2 separate regions of the Homo sapiens genome follow, and region 2 is linked to region 1. A link is a contact called in ENCODE Hi-C or POLR2A ChIA-PET data. All regions are on one chromosome and are shown on one strand. Each heading gives the region's core, a stretch centred on a gene start or an enhancer-like site at or near the end of the contact. The rest is flanking DNA. Distances are from core to core; before and after follow the strand shown.

Evidence for each region. A loop is a pair of places that touch in the nucleus more often than their neighbours do. ChIA-PET counts read pairs that join two places held with the same protein, here RNA polymerase II (POLR2A). Pooled maps may share reads with other maps.
Region 2: a pooled map shows a loop between it and region 1 (5-fold over the local background). The contact joins the promoter of ZNF74 here to the promoter of DGCR8 in region 1. A Hi-C loop is called at or near these places in 6 of 50 pooled maps. POLR2A ChIA-PET finds 5 or more read pairs at or near these places in 2 of 52 experiments (H1 and activated CD4-positive, alpha-beta T cell).

The regions. Positions count from the first base shown.
Region 1 is chr22:20,078,853-20,081,742 of GRCh38, reverse strand. It overlaps DGCR8 (DGCR8 microprocessor complex subunit), which reads right to left and starts at 1,502. Exons shown (of 14, transcript NM_022720.7): 1 at 1,360-1,502. RefSeq lists an enhancer at 684-743 and a silencer at 1,004-1,623.
Region 2 is chr22:20,392,624-20,395,513 of GRCh38, reverse strand. It overlaps ZNF74 (zinc finger protein 74), which reads right to left and starts at 1,363. Exons shown (of 5, transcript NM_003426.4): 1 at 852-1,363; 2 at 96-181. The coding sequence starts at 885. RefSeq lists enhancers at 1,183-1,322, 1,793-1,862, 1,264-2,253.

The sequences.
Region 1 (2,890 bases), core at 253-2,752:
ATATGGAAGAGGTGGCCAGAAACACCAGGCTGGAAATCAGAAGAGAGGCCAGGGCTGGAGCTGTGAAGATGTCAAGGAAAGCTGGCATTAAAGTCAGGAGGCTGGGTGACATCACAAAGGAGAGGGCTACAACAAGAGAGTCTAAGACTGGGCAAGCCAGCCAGAAGCACATTTCCTACCCCAAGGTCACGGTGAGACTACAAAACAACCCCTGGGAAGTGCTCCACACAGCGCCTGGCCGCAAAGGGCTCAAAGGGGAGCTCTCTGCCCGTAGGCCTCCCCACTGCTCCAGCTGACCAAACACCGCATGCAAACCCTGCCTTGCCAACAGGACTATCGGACAGGAACGGGCTCACGGCAAGCTCCCCTGGACCCTTGGCACGGGGAGAAAACCCGTACACTTGGACAGCACCCTTCCTCCTAGCCCACTTGCTGTGTTGGCTAACAGAGGCACTGGCTGTGACGGGCCAGCACCAGTGCCAGCGCCATGGAGGCTGCCTTTTGGTCAAGTCTCTCCCGCTGCAGCCTCCCGCCCAACCCAGCGGCAGTATGACCTCATCCGTTCCTTTTGTCATCCTCCAACAGGCCTCATATCCCGCACTTAGAGGCAACACTGGGTACCCCGGGCTGGCCATTCACTCCCTTTTGTGAGTGAAGGCCTGCAGCAGGGTTTGGGCCACTCCCACAGCTGGGAGTCTAGTCTGGCCAGGAAACAGTGGATCCTCGCCTGGTGGTTGGCCTCGAACAGTCGACAGCCAAAGACAGGACTGCCGTGCAGGAACAAGGTACATGCAAGCATGCAAAAAGGCAAATCAGACTCCTGCCACAAGAAACCCAAGTCCATCGGTTGACACCAGACAGGCATCACTGTCAACAGGTTGCCACCTTCCATTTATTTCCGCCATGCTCATTGTTACAATAAAACCGTATCCCAATTATCTACGTGACACTCAACCCGTGAGCATTCTGTGGACAAAAAGACTTAGGCGACTTCTTGGATTTCCCAAACTGTGTTAAAGCCGGCAGGGTCCCAGGCGAGCACTGGCCCTGTCCACACCTTTCCCGCCTGAAGGCGATGCTAGGCTTCGGGCCCTCCGGGAGAGGAGCCTCTTTACCCGGGCGGACAGCGACGAGAGTCGGCAACGCCTGGGCCCGGGGCCCGCCCCCCAGCCCCGGAGGCGTCCCCACCCCGCGCTCTCCACCGCCCGCGGCCATGTTGCCTCACAAAGGCCGGGCTCCGCGCCCCCGCCCCGCCCGCGGCCTCGGTCCCGGAGGGAGGCGGGAGGGAAGGGCGCGCCCTCGCGCAGGCCGCGGCGCCCGCCCAACCGCCCGCGGGCGCCCCTCGCGCCCCGCACCTACCTGAGGCGCCCGCGGGCTGCCCAAGCCGCCCGCAGCCAAACCACAGCCGGGAAAGCCTCACCGACCGACCGCCGCAGCCATCTGGAAAGCCTGTCCAGGCTCTCCGGTCGCCGGCACCCGCCTGCCGCGCCGGGCGAGCGGAGGGCGGGCCTTCGCGGCGTGCGGCCAATCCCCGCGCGCGGCCGCCCCGCATTGGGGGAGCCGCAGAGCGCGCTGCGGAGGCCGCCAATCGGCGGCGCGTAGCGCGTGTGTCCGCCGCGCGCGGCCCAATAGCGCGGCCGCGCGGGAGGGACCAGGCGCCCAGGCCGCGGTCGCGCTAACAGTCGCTGCCCAGGCGGGGCTCGCTGGACTGAGGGCGGCGGCCGCGAGGAGCGCCGGGAACGGGAAGCACCGGGAATGCCGGGAGCAGGGGAGCGCGGGAAGCTCGGGGAGCGCGGGGAATGCCGGGAACAGGGAGCGCGGAGTACGCCGGGAGCGGACACGCAGACGGGCCACCTTCGGTGGACACTGCAGAAGAGACCGTGCACACACAGGCGTTACACAACCCTGTTAAAAGCATCACTGTATCAGACATCATCATTTATAAAGAACGCGTGTGCTCAACTGTCTGGCGCTGTCCCCTTTGCTAATACAGGATTTCCAAAACAGGGAGGGTTCGGCCGGGCACGGTGGTTCGGCCGGGCACGGTGGCTTGCGCCTGTAATCCCAGAGTTTTGGGAGGTCGAGTCAGGAGGATTACTTGAGCCCAGGAGTTCGAGACCAGCCTGGCTAACATAGTGAGAGCCCAGTATCTACAAATTTTCTTTCTTTTTTTTTTTTTTTTTGAGGCGGTGTCTCGCTTTGTCTCCCAGGCTGGGGTGCAGTGGCGCGATCTCAGCTCACTGCAACCTTTGCCTCCCGGATTCAAGCGATTCTCCTGGCTCACCCACCCGAGTAACTGGGATTACAGGCGCCCACCACCACGCCCGGCTAATTTTTATATTTTTGGTAGAGACGGGGTTTCACCATGTTGGCCAGGCTGGTATCAAACTCCTGGCCTCAATTGATCTGCCCGCCTCGGCCTCCCAAAGTGCTGGGATTACAGGCATGAGCCACCGCGCCGGGCCCAAAATTATTTTTAATTAGCCGCGTGGTGGCGGGCGCCTGTGGTCCGAGCTACTCGGGAGGCTGAGGTGGAAGGATCACCTGAGTCCAGGAGTTCCAGGCTGCAGTGATCCGAGATAGCACCACTTTCACTCTAGCCTGGGCGGCAGAGTGAGACTCCGTCTCAAAAAAAAAAAAAAAAAAAAGGAAAACGAGGGTCTGAGTAAGTGAGGGTACAGCTCTTCCTTAGACTAGCTTTCCTGTCAATAAATGTGGAAGGAATAGTGGAAATAGAAAAATTTTCCACTGGGTAGCCACCCCAATAATAGCTGCTGTAGACGAAAATCTTGAGTGATAAAAATAGTGGGCCGGGCCCTGTGGCTCACGCCTGTAACCCCAGTACTTTGGGAGGCCGAAGCAGGCGGATCACCTGAGCTCAAGAGTTCCA
Region 2 (2,890 bases), core at 114-2,613, 310 kb before region 1:
CCCGGGTGAAGGTCTGTGGAAGGCTGACGATCCAGGGCTGGGGAGGGAATGTGCCAACCCTCTTCATAAAGAAGGAAGAACACACAGCCACTCACCTTGGACCTGGCTTCGGGAAGACCCCAACCCGATATATCCTCGAGATTCTCTTTCAGGGAAAGAGCAGGATCCTGAGAGGAAAGAGCTGGCGAAGGAGAAATGAGTCAAGGTCACGGCTACCAGGCTCACGGCTGAGCTTAAAGCCCACCTGTCGTGGCACAAGTGAGAATCAGAGAGGAGGCAGAACCTGCCAGCAAGGCCAGGTGGGGAACGAGCCCCAGTAGCTAGCACCAACAGAAACAGCATCGAGGAATAATCTGCCTGTGTCTCAGACACTCCAATTCATGACGAAAAGAGCTGCTACCCCCAATCAAGCACGTCTGAGTGGGAACAAATGATTGGGCGCGGGGAAGAAAGAAGCAGGAGGCCAGGAGCGATGGCTCACGCCTGTAATCCCAGCACTTTGGGAGGCCGAGGCGGGCGGATCGCTTGAGCTTAAGACCAGCCTGGGAAACATGGCAAAACCCCGTCTCTACTAAAAATACAAACATTAGCCGGGCGTGGTGGCGCGCGCCTGCAATCCCAACTACTTGGGAGGTTGAGGCGGGAGAATAGTTTGAACCCGGGAAGCAGAGGTTGCAGTGAGCGGAGATCAAGCCATTGCACCACTCCCGCCTGGGTGACAGAGTGAGATTCCATTTAAAAAAAAAAAAAAAGATGCTGGATGCTTCTGGGAAACTGGCCTGATCTCTCTGAGTGTCAATATCCTCAAGTGCAAATCCACAGACATACTGACTACAAGAGTGAAGCTGTACCTGTCTTCTCGGGCTCCGGGGCAGGGATCTCCATGGCCTCCACGGCAGCCTCCCCAGGAGGAGTGGGCAGCTGTGTAGCCTCCAGGATCCAGGGCAGGCCCTGAAGAGCGAGTACTGCTCCTGGGGCTGAGGGGCCTGCAGCGGAGCCCCGCGGGGCGGCCACGCGCTCACAGCTGCACGATCACACGCACGGAGCCCCCTCCCCGCGCCCGGCTGAGGTGGGGTTCAGGCCGGCTCCGCAGATACCCACTCCCCACACCAGGCTCAGCCCCATGCTCGGCGCACTCACGCCCCGGCACACCCCCGCCACACGCTCCTCCCGGCGAACCCGCGCTCGGAGACCAGGGCCAGGCCTAAGGTTCCGCGGCCAGGAGCCATCGGACGCGGAGCGACCAGCGGACAGGTCCCGAAGCGGACAGAGACCGCCGACGGTCTGAGGGACCGGCAAGTGGACAGACCGGACTCCCACAAAAGGACTGCGACTGCCACAAAGAGCAGCAGGCGGCCGCTGCGGGAAAGCGCGCCTGCGCGAAATAGGCGCAAACTACACCTCCCGGGAGCGTTTGCGCCGCGCAGGCGTCAGACTCCATTTCCTAGAGCGAGTTCGGGCCGGTGCTTGCGTCCCGACGCGAACGAGTATCTAGCACATCCTTCTAGGAAATGTAGTTCCTGGGCCCACAGCCGGGAGCTCCGGCACCCACCATGCTCTTGCGGGCGGATGTCGCTGTGTATCTCCGTGTGCGGATCAGTGTAGTGCCGCTGCATGGGTGTCTAATTGCGAGGATACTGGGAGGGCGGTGTCCAGGAACTAGAATTTGTCCTGTTAGTTCGTCCACGTCCCCACGTAGCTGGGAGTCGGGTGGGTTCCTGCCCACATCTGTCTGCAGGAAAGACTCAAGCCCCTGGTCTTACGGATATTGGGAGTGGTGGGTCTGGCCTCGAGGGGTTTTCCAGGGGCCCTGCCCCCACTCCCCCTTCTCGAGCCACATATCTGAGGCCCATGGGCGCGGGTCCCCAGAGGTGGGAGAGCCTTGGCCTAGTCCCCCCAGAGGGTCCTGTCCACAGTTCACCCCTGGGGCGGGAAAGGAAGGTCTGGGTGGCGGCCCAGTCCTGGCGGCACAGAGCTCTGCCATGAACACAGTGATGACGCCAGCGACAGAAACATTGAATATGTACTGAGCACCAACCAAACGCCAGGCCTACTTCAAGAGCTTGGAGTACATTTTTCTGGCAGAATGCTCACAGCAGTCCAGGGAGGTTTGCTAACTACTGTCATCCCATTTGGGAGATGAGGAAGTTGTGGTACAGGTGCGTGGGGTAACGTGTCGCAAATCACACAGCCAGAAGTAGGAATCCAGCACCGAAGTGCATTGCCACATTCCTACTGAGAGGTGGTCCGGGGTGGTGCACACTCCAAACCCTTCAGCCTCCCACCTTAACCGCAGCTTAGGCTTGGCCACAGGCTCTCACGTGACACCTGTCCACTGCCCACATCAGCACAGCTGTGCCCAGACCTCCCCTGCCCAGGGCAGCGCCCGTGTTTGATTTTGTTTTGAGACTGGGTCTCACTCTGTCGCCCAGGCTGGAGTGCAGTTGCACAATCACGGCTCACCGTAGCCTCAGTCTCTCGGGCTCAAACTATTCTCCCACCTCAGCCTCCGGAGTAGCTGGGACTTACAGACATGCACCACCACGCCCGGTTAATTTTTATATTCAGCGCCCATTTTTAATAGCAACCCAGTGAGAGGGGACAGCGTGCTGGCAGTCCTCACAGCCCTTGCTCGCTCTCGGCGCCTAGTCGGCCTTGGCGCCCACTCTGGCCGCGCTTGAGGAGCCCTTCAGCCCACCGCTGCACTGTGGGAGCCCCTTCCTGGGCTGGCTGCGGCCGGAGCCGGCTCCCTCAGCTTGCCGAGAGGTGTGGAGGGAGAGGCGCGGGCGGGAACCGGGACTGCGCGCAGCGCTTGCGGGCCAGCACGAGTTCCGGGTGGGCGTGGGCTCAGCGGGCCCCGCACTCGGAGCTGCCAGCCGGACCCGGGCAG